Regions from separate parts of the Homo sapiens genome. Here all the other regions are linked to region 1. The links are chromatin contacts, found by Hi-C or POLR2A ChIA-PET in ENCODE. All regions are on one chromosome and are shown on one strand. Each heading gives the region's core, a stretch centred on a gene start or an enhancer-like site at or near the end of the contact. The rest is flanking DNA. Distances are from core to core; before and after follow the strand shown.

Region 1 (3,360 bases), core at 149-2,648:
ACCGCTTGCTGAGGTCCCTGGCATGGCTGTGCAAGAACGCAGCGCGCAGCTGGGAGTGCCACTAGGCAAGGCGCAGGCGCAGCGGCGACTCGGCAGCCTCTGAAAACTAGCCAGGGAAGCCGGGGCTCATTTATAGGATTTTAAAAATATTATTAAAGGCTTCACAAACTGTCTTGTTTAATAGCCACAACATTGGGAGGCCGAGGCAGGCGGATTACCTAAGGACGGAGTTCGAGACCAGCCTGGACAACATGGTGAAGCCCCGTCTCTACTGAAAATACAAATATTAGCCGGGTGTAGTGGCGCATGTTTGTAATCCCATATACTCAGGAGGCTGAGGCAGGAGAACCGCGTGAACCCGGCAGGCGGAGGTTGCAGTGAGCTGAGATAGTGCCACGGCACTCCAGCCTGGGCCACAGAGCAAAACTCTCTCAGAAAAAAAAAAAAAAATAGATACAACAATCTCCTTTTAACTGAAGAGGAATGATGTAAAGTTATATAAAGTTCAGAGGAATTGATGTAAAGTGAATCGTAAAGACTTTGGAATCTCCTACTAAAATATTTTAACAGGAAAGAGACACATCAGTGCATTTTACAAGCAGATCAATGTGGCGGTATCTAGCATGCATGGGGAAGGGATGGAGGAAGTTGTCAGTTTAGAAACTGAGTATAAACATTATTGAAATAGGACATGATAAGTACCTGGACCAGGGTAAAGGCAATGGAAAGGAAAAGGAAGCCACAGACCACAGATAGGAGGAATTCAAGGACTGTGTACCGAAATTCAGGAGAATGATGTGAAATAGATGCTCTGAATCCTCTATTCCCAGGAGGCAGCATTATGGAGTTAGGAGAAAATGCAGGAGCTTTGGATTCTAGTAGACCTGGGATTGAGTTTTTACACTGTTACTCTATATTCGAAGCAATATATTTAAACCAGCTGTGTCTTCCTTTTGTCCTTTATAAAACAAGAATAATAATGCTTATCACATAGAGATATTATGAGGATTGTATAAGACAATGTATCAAATAGTAGGTATTCGGTAAATGTTCCTTCTTTACTAAAGATAGAGAAACCATTTTCTGATGTACAAAGGGATGAAGAGCTGGCCCAATATGAATTTTCCCAAAGAAGTTAAATGAAAAGGATCTCATGATCCTTTTCAGGATTTATTATTTACGAATGTTAATATATTATTTTAATATTTTCTATCTTATGAAATAATTATTTGGTCAAAACATAAGACAATTGATAGGAATATACAGCATGGAAAATGGTTACCAACTAGAGCTGCAGGGTATCAGGGAATGTGACAAGGCAGCAAAATGTTTCTACACATGTCTGTTTTTTCAGGCATTATCTTTCTTGAGACTATCAAGTGTGTATTTAAGGAGCCATTCAACTTACTTCAGTGCATTTGCTTGCAAAGGGTGCAATGTGATGTTTCCTACTGGTAGGGTCGTATTTCATATGTGGTGATAGTGTTGCTGAACAAATAGGAAATATCCTTGCCTAGACTATATTTTATCATTTCATTATCTAGTGGTAAAGGAATGTGAGTTCTATTTACAAATAAACATTTTGTCTTACTTTTTTCTTTGTGATCTATTTTCTCCAAGTTGCATAATGTAATGAATTAATAAAGCTTAGTTGCTGGCCAAATCAATGGTGACTTTTTATGTTTTTAAATATAATATTAGGTTTAACTTATTTTTGTCATTAAAATATCATTTGTGAGTGCTTTTCAAAATGAAGTGCTTCTGAAATAAATCACATAATAAAACTAACCTTACTTTTGAAATACATTTTTATTGAAGCAAACACAAATCAATCTGAAATTCAGCATTTTGTAGCAGTTAAATGTATAGTCAGGCAGCTTCAACGTCAACTAGAGAAGTTGTGGTTTTAACCCCGAGATAGGGCTGATTATGCTGGTGCTATGGCAACCTATTGCACCATTTGGTAGCGCCTGTGTGCTTAACCGCATGAGCTGCGCCTCTTCCTTTCCTATAAAGACTCAGAATAAGAAAAACAGAAGTACACCGAAGAGAAGAAACCACAAGAGCAGTAAAGACACTGCTGTTAGCTTTTAGCTGTGCAAACAGCAGTCTTATGAGAACAACACATTGAAAACCTCTTCTATTTGAAAGTGTAGCTTTTCCCATTATGCCTGGGTTCCTTTAATGATTTTGAAAGTAAGCCAAGTGTTTCTGTTCAGAGTTTTCATTAAAGGGAAATAAGAAGAAATAAGCAGTGCATTTATCAGCCTTTGCTTTTATTGTCCTCAGCTTTAGGAGTGGGAGGCTTTTGTGCAGCCTCAGCAGACATTTTATTCTGTTTGTGAGATGGGAGATTAGTTTCTATTAGGTGGACTCCCTATAATCTAGCATTTATTTTCTGCTTTTTTTTATTATATTGTAGTTAGTTCACAAAAAAAAGTACAATTTTAATTCATCTCCTGGCTCATTTAGAAAGGGTTGTGGTTGGTGCTGTAAACACGTTTCTACATAACTAGATTAAATTCACAGACACTCACTGTCCTAGCACTGTTTATTTTCTATGGGGAGCTTCATTTACCTATTCTTTCCCTCACCCCACTTCTTTTACAAGGTATAGGTTGATCAGCAAAGGCTTTTGTATGTTTTCCTTTGTTTCAAAGTACAGACATAATATAATCATAACTTTTTTTTGCATGTTCTACTATTTTTCCTTCCTTAAAGATTTGGGTAAAAATACTGAAGGACAGACAAGTTCATGCTACCATTTTTGTTAGGCATAGGCCTGTTCACTTTTCTTCCCATTTTTCTGAAAAATAAGAATCTACCCCTTTTGTAGTCATTGTCCAGCAATTTACACTTTTTAACAATAAGTTTTAATGTGTGGTACTCTGAATCCCATTTTGATGGTTATACATAATATTTACTCATTTTTGAGTCCCTAATAGCTCTTTAGCACAAATACTGGATTTAGCATTAAATATTTTTTCCTTACAGTGCAATGCAGTTGAACAAGCATGGGGGTTTTTACAGTCAGACAGATCTGCATTTAAATCTAGACTCATTTTGCTACAAGTTCTTTATTTAGCCTTGCATACACGTTTTTATGATTTTGAGCTTTCATCTGTGAAAAGAAGAGAATACCATCTACTTTGTAGGATTTCTATAATGATTAGATAAAATAATATGTAACAGTATTTAGGACAGTGCCATTCACATAGTACCCGCTTATTAAATAGTAAACACTGTTGATAGCACCAAATACACTAATAAAAGATTTCACCACTTATGCAAACATCTTTTGATGATTCTTTGTTCTTTAATGATGATCGTAACCTATCCTAGAGGAAGCAAAGAGCTACA
Region 2 (3,246 bases), core at 426-2,925, 180 kb before region 1:
ATGGCCTAACCTAGACATTTATTCTGTTTTCTGGTTTTACATACCTCCCATCCCTTTTATTAGCAAATTCCTCCTTAACCTTTGAGGTCTGCTCAATTGCTACCTTCCTGGAGATGCCTTTCCCCTCTTGCTGCCGTGTCTCCACCTCTCCACTGCTGCAGCACTGCATCCACAGCGTTCCTATACTTCCATCATATTGTGGTACCATTTTCCATTCCCATGCTGGTTTCACATTTGATGAAGAATTTTTCAAGATAGGTAGACATGTTGTATTTTCTTGTTTATGTTTTTAATTCCAGCTCCTAGACTGGGTTCTAATTATCGTTGGTGTTTAATACTTGTTAACTGAATGAATAATTGTAAGAGAAATCATGAGCTTTGTGAAGAAGAATGCTTAAGAGATATTTATTTTATTTGCGGTTAGACAACTAAGGATGAGTCATACCAAATCAGCTTTTTTTTATGTTTTAATTTTTTTTTTTTTTTTTAAGCCATGGTCTTGCTCTTGCTCAGGCTGCAGTGCAGGTTTGACCTCCTGGGTTCAAGTGATCCTTCCACCTAAGCCTCCCTAGTACTACAGGTGTAGGCCACTGAGCCCAGCTTATTTTTTATTTTTTGCAGGGATGGCATCTCACCATGTTGCCCAGGCTGATCTTGGACTCCTGTACTCAAGCAATCTCCCTGCCTTGGCCTCCCAAACTGCTGGGATTACAAGCATGAGCCACCATGCCCAGAGTCCAAGTCAGCTTTGACAACCCCAGCTGCTGGCATAGGCACAGGAATTTTCCGTGATCCAGAGCAGCCAAGGTAGAATCTGGAGCTTTTGTAACTATGGCATCTTAGCATCTGTGGAATACATGAGTCCTGATAGGGGTTGTTAACTCCTAGTGGGCGTAGGTGAATCTTTGGGTATAAAGTACGTCCTGGGGCAACTATATGCCTCTGAGTATGGCTTTTCTTTAGTTCTCAAAATATGTGACAGTTCAATTCCTCGACACTTATTCTGGTTTCTGGTTACAATTTTGTTTTTTATTTGTCCCAAAATTACTCTAAGCCCTGGACTGTCTGCCTTGTGTTTGCTCTGAGCCCTAGACTGTCTGCTTTGTCTTTGTTGCCTCTTCACTGTGTCCACATACATACACATGCATACATACACATACACATACACATACACATACACATACACATACACATACACAAATGAGTTACTGCTTTATTCAGTCCTCACAGACAGAGCCCTGGGAGCATGACAGCTAGTGCCCAGAATCTCCAGCTGCCACCCTCCACTGAGCAGATTAGATTTTCAGAATCTAACTTCTCATCATGACCTCTGCTACTGCTGGTACCCTCATCCTTGCTGCCACCATCATCTCTTGCCGATAGCCTCCCAAGATTTCTACCAATAACTGTCCTTATCATGCTTTAGTTTATTTTCAATAGAGCAAAGTGATCCTTTGAACACTGAAATCAGACCATTTCACTCTTCTACTTAGATCGGATGACTCATCAGTTTATTCAGTGTGAAAGCCAAATTTCCTACCATGGGCTACATGCTGTAGTTTTATTTTTGAATGTCTCTCCTGCTAATCTCCCACTTCTCACTCTACTTCTACTTTTCTGACCTGTTTCTGTTCCTCAATCACACTAGGCATGCTCCCGCCTCAGGGCCTTTGCTTAAGTTGTTTCCTCTTCCTGAAAGCTCTTGTGTAGGCATGAGGGAGCTTAGAAGAATCCCAAATCTTCATGGCACATAAAAACAAAGATTTATATTTTGCCAAAGTTTCACCACCAATAGCTTTCCAAATTGTGCTAGGATTGTACCCAGGCCAAAGGATGAGCCCTTATCTGGACATTAAAAATCTAGTGGCAGATAAAAAGGAAATGTGGGAAAACATGAAAGAATGTGGCTCTTAAAGCTTCTTGGAAATGGATACATCATCCCAATCACATTTCTTTAGCTAAAAAAGTTGTGGGCAGGAATTTATGTCAATTGGTCAGGAATTTATAATCTCAAAAAGAGAGGCATGATATGTTTTAGACAAAATTGCAATCTATCATATGCCAAAAATCGCCTTGACCTCCTCTTCTTCAAGTTTTGCATGAATGTCACCTACACAATGAGGCCAACCATACTGAATAATACATCCTGCTCTACAACTTCTAGGAATTCTCATAACATTCATCACCTTCTAACTTGAAAATATAACTTAGTTTTTTACATTTTTTAAAACCTTGTCTTGTCTTCCTGCTAGAATATAAACTCAATGAGGTGAGGGATCTGGGACTGTTTTCCACTGTTGTATCTCAAGTAACTATGATCAAATACCTGGCAATATCTGTGGAATTAGTAAAGGAATAGATTTGAATATGAATATGACTGCTAAACTTAGATTGTCTTCAGTTTGTGGAGCCTGTTGGGATATGAAAATTTATGCCTGTGGCTGCATTTCCAAACAAAAAGTTACAGAAAAAGGAAAATTGCAAGAAATAAATTTAATTTTATCTAAGTCAAAAAGAGGTGTGAATCTTTTCTGATATGTTTCTGGAAGCCAGATTTTATGTGCCCAGAATCATGAATATTCTAAGGTTCACAGTAGGTTGACTAGAGCCATAGTTTCTATTTTCTGTTTTTTTATGGTGCTTACTTCTTCCATTTAAAATGACTCTAGCTCTTTCTCAAAAGTTTCAAGAAGCTGCTATGCCTGGCTATCAGCCCTGACCTGAACTCAGTAAATGAATAATCTCTAAGATAAGGTGTTGCACATTCTTCATTTTCATGTAGATGCTTTAGAAACCCTTCTGGGAACAGCATTCCTCTTTACCTGTGCCCCAGGCTTGCTTTAGGTGGAGTTGCCTGTCTGAGGCTGTTTAGTGTAGTAGATACTGGGTTATGAAATCCACAGGCATGAGCTTAAATTCCAGCTCCACAAATTTAGCTATGTAATCTTGGGAAAGTTTTTTCTAACCTTTTGAGGCCTCAATTTTTTGTTCTGTAAAATAGTGAAAATAATAACTTTGTAAGTAGAAGATTACGTTTCTTTAACAAAAATAGAAGATGAGGTGCAAACATGTAAAGCTGTTAAGAGGAAATAAAGAAAATCTAGTAAATATATAAAACCAAATAAATGGTGGAAAATAAAAAAGTTATTAAAATTATACTTGACTGTTAAAGTTATATATTGTATTATTAAAGGCATGAAAATGGGGAGAAATGGAATTATCCTAATAAAGGTATCTGTGGAGGCA
Region 3 (3,149 bases), core at 445-2,944, 240 kb after region 1:
AAGAAAGCAAAACAGCCTTATTGCTGATTTGGAGAAAGTCTGAGTGGTCTGGATAGGAGATCAAACCAGCCACAACATTCCCATAAGCCAAAGCGTAATCCAGAGCAATACTCTAACTCTTCAATTCTATGAAGTCTGAGAGAGGCGAAGAAGCTGCAGAAAAAAGTTGGATGCTAGTAGAGGTTGGTTCATGAGGTTTAAGGAGAGAAACTGTTTCTGTAACATAAAAGTGCAAAGTTACAGAGCAAGTGCTGATGTAGAAGCTGCACCAAGTCATCCAGAAGATTTAGCTAAGATAATTAAAAAAGGTGGCTACACTAAAAATATATAATTTCAATGTACATAATACAGTCTTCTATTGAAAGAAGATGCCACCTATAACTTTCACAGTGAGAGAGGAGAAGTCAATGCCTGGCTTCAAAGCTTCAAAAAACAAGCTGACTCTCTTGTTGGAAGCTAATGAAGCTGGTGACTTTAATTTGAAGCCAATGCTCATTTACCATTCCAAAATTTCTAGGGCCCTTAGGAATTATGCTAAATCTACTCCACTTGTTCTCTATAAATGGAACAACAAAGCCTGGGTGGCAGCATATCTATTTACAGTATGGTTGACATGCTGTATTTTAAGCCCACTATTGAGACCTACTGCTCAGAAATATAATTTTCTTTTAAAATATTACTGCTCATTGAGAATGTACTTGGTCACCCAAGAGCTCTGATAAAGCTCTAATGCAAGAAGATTAATGTTGTTTTCATGCCTACTAACACAGCATCTATTCTGCCGCCCATGGATCAAGGTGTAATCTTATTATTTAAGAAATACATTTTGTAAGGCTATCACCGCCACAGATAGTAATTCCTCTGAGGGATCTCAGTAAATTGGAAACCTTCTGAAAATGATTCATCATAGTAAATGCCGTAGAGAACATTTGTGATTCATAGGAGGAGGTCAAATTATTAATAATAACAGGAGTTTAGAGGAAGTTGATTACAACCCTCATGGATTACTTTGAGGAGTTCCAAGACTTCAGTGGAGGAAGTAACTGCAGATGTAGTGCCAATGGCAGGACAACAAGAATTAGAAGCCGAGCTTGAAGACGTGATTAAATTGCTGCAATCTCATGATAAAACTTTAATGAATGAGGAACTGCTTCTAATGGACAAGCAAAGAAAGTGGTTTCTTAAGGTGGAATCTACTCCTGGTGAAGATGCTGTAAATATTGTTGAAATTACAACAAAGGATTTAGAATATTACATCAATTTAGTTGGCAAAGCAGATGCAGATTTTGAGAGGACTTACTTCAATTTTGAAAGATGTTCTACTATGGGTAAAATGCTACCAAACAGCATTGCATGGTACAGATAACTCTTTAATGAAAAGAAGAGTAAATCAGTGTGCTGAGCTTCACTGGTGTCTTATTTTCAGAAATTACCACAGCCATCCCAAACTTCAGCAACCACCCACCTCACCAGTTAACAGCCATCAACATTGAAGCAATACCCAAAACCAGCAAAAAGATTACAACTCTGAAGGTTCAGACAATCTTTAGCATTTTTAACAATATTTTAAATTAAGATATGCAATTTTTTTACATAATGCCATTTCACACTTAACTCATTATCATATAGGGTAAACACACTTTCATATGCACCGGGAAACTAGAAAATTCATGTGACTCACTTTATTGCAATATTTGCTTCATTGCAGTAGTCTGAAACTGAAACCACAAAATCTCTGAGGCACGCCTGTATTCTTCAGGTTAATTGTGGATCAGTAAAAAATCAAACTAAGCTCTTTCACATTTGTTTGGCATATAGAGAAATAAAAAGATAATGATGGTGACATTGATGAACGGGATGGAATTAGTATCAAGCTTCAGTGGTAAGAACAAGAATCTCAGAAATGTAGTCCCAAGTTTTAACATGACAAGTGGTGAGAACTCACTTGTCAATTGGAGGGTGTCAGATGACCAATTTTCTAAAATCAGTGGTTCCATAAACTACTGCTGCTATGAGAGTCCAAGCCATTCCAGAATTTACAGTTTGATGAGAGTATTCTGTCTTCATCTGTCTAGCTCCAAGAGCATCATGGCATCCTACCACTTCTCCTGCTCTGAAATGATTCTGAAACCACTAGTTTTTAGGTCTAAGGTTTGCTGAAAAAGCTATGTGGCATAGGGTGTCAAAAGGAGCACCGTCCTAATCTTGAAGATTCTTGAGGAAATCATACGTCATAGTGTATTGGATCAGATCATGTGGTCAGTGGTTATGCTAATTGTATTTATGCTATGCCCATCTAAACTCTCAATGATATCATTGATTTGATGAAGATAGATCCTGAAACATTGAGAATGACATGAATGAATGTTAAGATTCCAGTGTTATTTGTAGTATATCTGAACTCTTCCAAAGGCCTGTACATTTATTGGAACAAACATCCTACCGCAGCTGCTACTTCTTTGATCACATAGAAAATGTCCCTGCTTGGTGATTTTCTTTTCTTTCATGGCATGCACATCCTTAAGAACTGGGGAAAATATTACTTTAGTAAACTAATAACAACATTTTTTACATACTATCAGAGAAAGAAGTAATTATGGGATTTAATAAAATGCCCTAAGAATGTCATAGGAAATATTGATACAGAAATGCAGGTTTTTTTCTGAAACTGATACATTTGATTAATTCTTGGAGTCTCATTTTAAAAACTCTAGATTTTATTATAATATCACACTAAACATAGTTTAGTGTTTATTTTTATTTTTTATTTTCCTTTTTTTTTTTTTTTGGAGATGGAGTCTTACTCTGTTGCCCAGGCTGGAGTGCAGTGGTGTGACCTTGACTCATTGTAACCTCCGCATCCTAGGTTCAAGCAATTCTCCTGCCTGAGCCTCCTCACTAGCTGGCACTACAGGTGCACACCGCCATGCCCGGCTAATTTTTATATTTTTAGTAGAGATGAGGTTTTGCCATGTTGGCCACTCTGGTCTCAAACTCCTGACCTCAAGTGATCCACCTGCCTCAGCCTCCCAAAGTGCTGGGATTATAGGCATGAGCCCCTGTGCCTGGCCAATTTAGTGTTTATTTTTATAATTCTAAATCTTTAGAATATTTACTCCTCTGGTCATCATTATGAATATCAATTATAT
Region 4 (3,522 bases), core at 793-3,292, 240 kb before region 1:
CGCTTTCTAATTTTCTGTCCTTTCCTTATTTTATTCTTCTACTCGTCTGATTTAACTCATTTTCCTCTCCTCCTCTTCCTACTCTGACCTGAGTCAGTAACAGTTAAATACTACTTATATGAGTTCTGTTGGAAATTTTGAAAAGCAAAGGATTTTTTTGACATTTCAATTTTATCCCTCTTCTTCCCTTTCTGTGTTTCCTTCAACTATTCCTTTTTTGTTTCCTCCCTTCTTTCTTTATATTTAAGAAAATCTGATAATATTCTTCATAGATTTAATAATTTAAGTCAGAAGAAACTTCTGACTGAATCCCAATAAAAATTATGGAAACAAAGAATTTGCTTTCAAACATTATTTAAAATATATGTAATCTGAATATTTTAATTTCTTTAGTTTCTTGAGGTTGGAGAGGACATAAAAGATTTCATTCAATGTTTGAATCCTTTGATACAAGATTTGCTTCTTTTCTACCACCAGTTGATAAACCTAATAACTCATTTGTTGGAAATCTACTACCCTCCACAAGAAGGACCTTCCTTTCTTATATTGGGGTACTATGTGTATTTGTCTCCTGTCTATGAATCCTATTTTTCCTGCTTTTCTTCCTGCAGCCATTTAGAAGAGGCATTATTTATTTATTTATTTATTTATTTTTGTGACAGAGTCTTGCTCTGTCACCCAGGCTGGAGTGCAGTGGTGCGATCTTGGCTCACTGCAGGCTCTGCCTCCCGGGTTCACGCCATTCTCCTGCCTCAGCCTCCCGAGTAGCTGGGACTACAGGTGCCCACCACCACGCCCGGCTAATTTTTTTGTCTTTTTTAATAGAGATGGGGTTTCACCATGTTAGCCAGAATGGTCTCGATCTCCTGAACTTGTGATCCACCTACCTCGGCCTCCCAAAATGCTGGGATTACAGGCGTGAGCCACAGCACCCAGCCAGAAGAGGCGTTTTTTAAAAATAAGAAAACACTTCAGATGTTTTTAATATGCCATCATAAAATGTCCTGGAAGGGTGCACTAAAACTGTTTAAAAATGACAACTTTTGTGAAGTGGGACTAGGGGATAAGGGAGATAATTCTAGAAGTTAAGACTCATACTGGATTTAAAATATACTCATTCATGTATTAATTTAATAGCAGTAATAATTATTATTTTAAAATAACATTATGTCCTCTATGAGTCTCCTCTTAAAAATGCAAATGTTTACAGCTAATTTTTTTTCTCAAATAATAATTACTTTTAGGCCTCACTTCTGTCTTTTCATTTTCTCTGCTCATGGCTCTATCCTTTTGAAAGGTATTTGAGTGTGGCAGCCAAATAGAACCAAAATGACGAATTTATTGAATGGTGATTTAGTTGTGTGTATGTGTACAGGTGTCCACATGTATGTTGATATGCACAGATTAGACATTGTTTAGTATACAACCCTTAGTTTAGCATATAGAACTTCATAGATATATAGAGAAAATTATTACAGTCACTAAAAATGGAAGAAAAAAGGATTTTAATAGAAAAAAACATAATATATTATTTTCCACACAGGACAGAAATGACATGATCTTTATTTTTGTGTCGTGGGTTTTCCTACCTGTCTTAACTACAGAAAAATAACCCGGCATATACTCTTCTAATTAACAGGTCAAAAAGCATGCATTGAAGGATATTTATTAGTTTTCAAATACACTATTGTTTTGTACTGTCTTTATAATAAAATTGTGTATTTTTCTTAGGCAACATCTTATTTGTTTAATGTTTTAATTTTACCACTTAAATTTTTCAATTTTTTCTTTAATCATGATATGTCCAAAATTGTAGTATCTTAGGGAGTCAAGAAAGTGCTTTCTTTCCAACCCCCTCCAACCAGAAGACTAATGTTTTATGATAAAATATGGCAAAAGCAGAGTATTTATAAAAGCAATGTGAGAAAAGTAATGTGAGTCACAAAGGTAAAGAACAATGATGCCCTGTCAGCTCAAGTTAGGGAATCGATATCTTCATAAGTTAATGACACTGAAGTAAGCAAGTTCTTGGATCTGGCAAGAGGGTGTTGTATGGCAGGATGTTGCAAGGTATGGCTTTTGTGCTATTGTTGACGCTATGAGTCAATTCTCTGAGTCAACTCATGACAAGTTGATACGGAATCTAGTGAGAGTGCAGAATAGAATGGAATTATCCTTGGAGAAGTTGTTGATGCAGGAACTCTGAATCTTGAGTTTTGGTTCCAGTTCTAGCCCTGAAACTAATTACCTGAGTGTAAGTTAACTTCTCTGTGCCCCAGTTTCTTCACCTATAAAATGTGAATATTAAACTACATCAGTAGGCGGTTTCATGCTTTTGACCTTTTATGGATGTAGGGAATCACTGTGGAAAATCTGAAGGACTACATCCAGGAGGAAAACAAGACAAAATATTCTATGATGGGACAGCAGCTAGCTTTGGGTTATCAACATTTTCTGAAAAAATGTTAGTAACCATTGTTACAAGCATATTTCTTCTGTCTGTCATAGTAGGGAAGAAGCAGTACTTCATGTAAGATGTAAAGTGATTAGCGATCAGCCATGTCAACAGTTCAGAGCACTCAACCATTCCTGTCTCCTTTTTACTAAATAAGTATAATCTATCATAACATGGTTCAACTTGAAAAATTTTTCTTATAGCATCTGCAGAAAAATGTAGACAGAGAGCTAAGAATGATTAGCCTATAAATAATTAGTATTGAAAGTGAATAAAAACAGTTCTAAAGATCCAATAATTCAATTTGCTGTTTTAAAAATAATTGGAAATTGTCAGTTATTTCTAAAACAAAATGGGGCATTGATTCTTAATGGGTTTGTTTTAAATGCATAGCATTTTCCATTCACTTCAGCATTTCCACTAATTTGGTTTCATTATTAGTAATAAAATTGATATACATTATGCATGGAAGTAGTAGCTATCAAAGGAAGTAACATATAGAACCAACAGCTACCTCTCTCTATTATGATTCAAAAATAGTATGCTACAAAATAAAATGCTTCAGAATATAACTTTTTCATATTATTAAACATGAGACATTCTTATTCTTATATCTGAATTCTATTGGCTATGGAAAAAATTTCAGGAAAAAATAAAGTTTTGAGATTCTTGGGATATAATCATCCTTTGTATTTTCAAATTAAAGTGAATAGTAATTAGCAAGTTAAATTTATTGAAGCTAAGTTTATAAACGTTGAGAGGGAAATCTATTTTCTATAAAATTCTTGTAGAAAATTGAAAATTTGAGGAATTATTAAGAAACCAAATTCAAATAAACAGAATTAAACAAATGACTTGATGGACAATGACCCAAATTATGGGGGACAGTCTTTTGGAATTAAAATCTGTTTCTTCATTTAACCTACAGAATAATACAACTGATTTTATCATTTTGTGTTATTAGTGAATTCTTCATAATGGAAATTGTTCTGAACTAACAGTTGAAGAATTTGCTGTGACGTGATTTGCATCCTTTCCCACCCTCATAGTTTAAATAAGGCTGGCAA

The links. Hi-C counts contacts between places; a loop is a spot of excess contacts on that map. ChIA-PET counts read pairs that join two places held with the same protein, here RNA polymerase II (POLR2A). Pooled maps may share reads with other maps.
Region 2: a loop to region 1 is called in a map of PC-3, with 7 times the contacts of the local background. The contact joins two enhancer-like sites. A Hi-C loop is called at or near these places in 5 of 168 maps with a recorded cell type or tissue (GM23248, IMR-90, PC-3 and 2 more) and 2 of 50 pooled maps. POLR2A ChIA-PET finds 5 or more read pairs at or near these places in 10 of 52 experiments (AG04449, AG04450, BJ and 6 more).
Region 3: a loop to region 1 is called in a map with no recorded cell type, with 5 times the contacts of the local background. The contact joins two enhancer-like sites. A Hi-C loop is called at or near these places in 4 of 37 single-sample maps with no recorded cell type and 4 of 50 pooled maps. POLR2A ChIA-PET finds 5 or more read pairs at or near these places in 3 of 52 experiments (Panc1 and activated CD4-positive, alpha-beta T cell).
Region 4: a map of PC-9 shows a loop between it and region 1 (4-fold over the local background). The contact joins two enhancer-like sites. A Hi-C loop is called at or near these places in 1 of 168 maps with a recorded cell type or tissue (PC-9) and 4 of 50 pooled maps. POLR2A ChIA-PET finds 5 or more read pairs at or near these places in 1 of 52 experiments (naive thymus-derived CD4-positive, alpha-beta T cell).

The regions. Positions count from the first base shown.
Region 1 is chr1:198,680,018-198,683,377 of GRCh38, forward strand. The region is part of intron 2 of PTPRC (protein tyrosine phosphatase receptor type C); the gene reads left to right. It also overlaps the pseudogene PEBP1P3. Among named protein-coding and RNA genes, the nearest start is that of PTPRC-AS1, 15 kb to the left of the region's middle. RefSeq lists an enhancer at 1,653-2,223. Within about 2 kb of position 1,399, at least 16 of the 41 ENCODE cell types and tissues checked have a DNase peak (open chromatin) inside an H3K27ac peak, as active enhancers do; they include PC-9, where a contact is called at or near this core.
Region 2 is chr1:198,496,228-198,499,473 of GRCh38, forward strand. The region is part of intron 1 of LOC105371677 (a long non-coding RNA gene); the gene reads right to left. Among named protein-coding and RNA genes, the nearest start is that of ATP6V1G3, 43 kb to the right of the region's middle. Within about 2 kb of position 1,676, at least 2 of the 41 ENCODE cell types and tissues checked have a DNase peak (open chromatin) inside an H3K27ac peak, as active enhancers do.
Region 3 is chr1:198,918,142-198,921,290 of GRCh38, forward strand. The region is part of intron 1 of MIR181A1HG (MIR181A1 host gene); the gene reads right to left. Among named protein-coding and RNA genes, the nearest start is that of MIR181A1HG, 18 kb to the right of the region's middle. RefSeq lists an enhancer at 1,714-1,803. Within about 2 kb of position 1,695, at least 5 of the 41 ENCODE cell types and tissues checked have a DNase peak (open chromatin) inside an H3K27ac peak, as active enhancers do.
Region 4 is chr1:198,441,494-198,445,015 of GRCh38, forward strand. No RefSeq gene overlaps it. Among named protein-coding and RNA genes, the nearest start is that of ATP6V1G3, 97 kb to the right of the region's middle. Within about 2 kb of position 2,043, at least 5 of the 41 ENCODE cell types and tissues checked have a DNase peak (open chromatin) inside an H3K27ac peak, as active enhancers do; they include PC-9, where a contact is called at or near this core.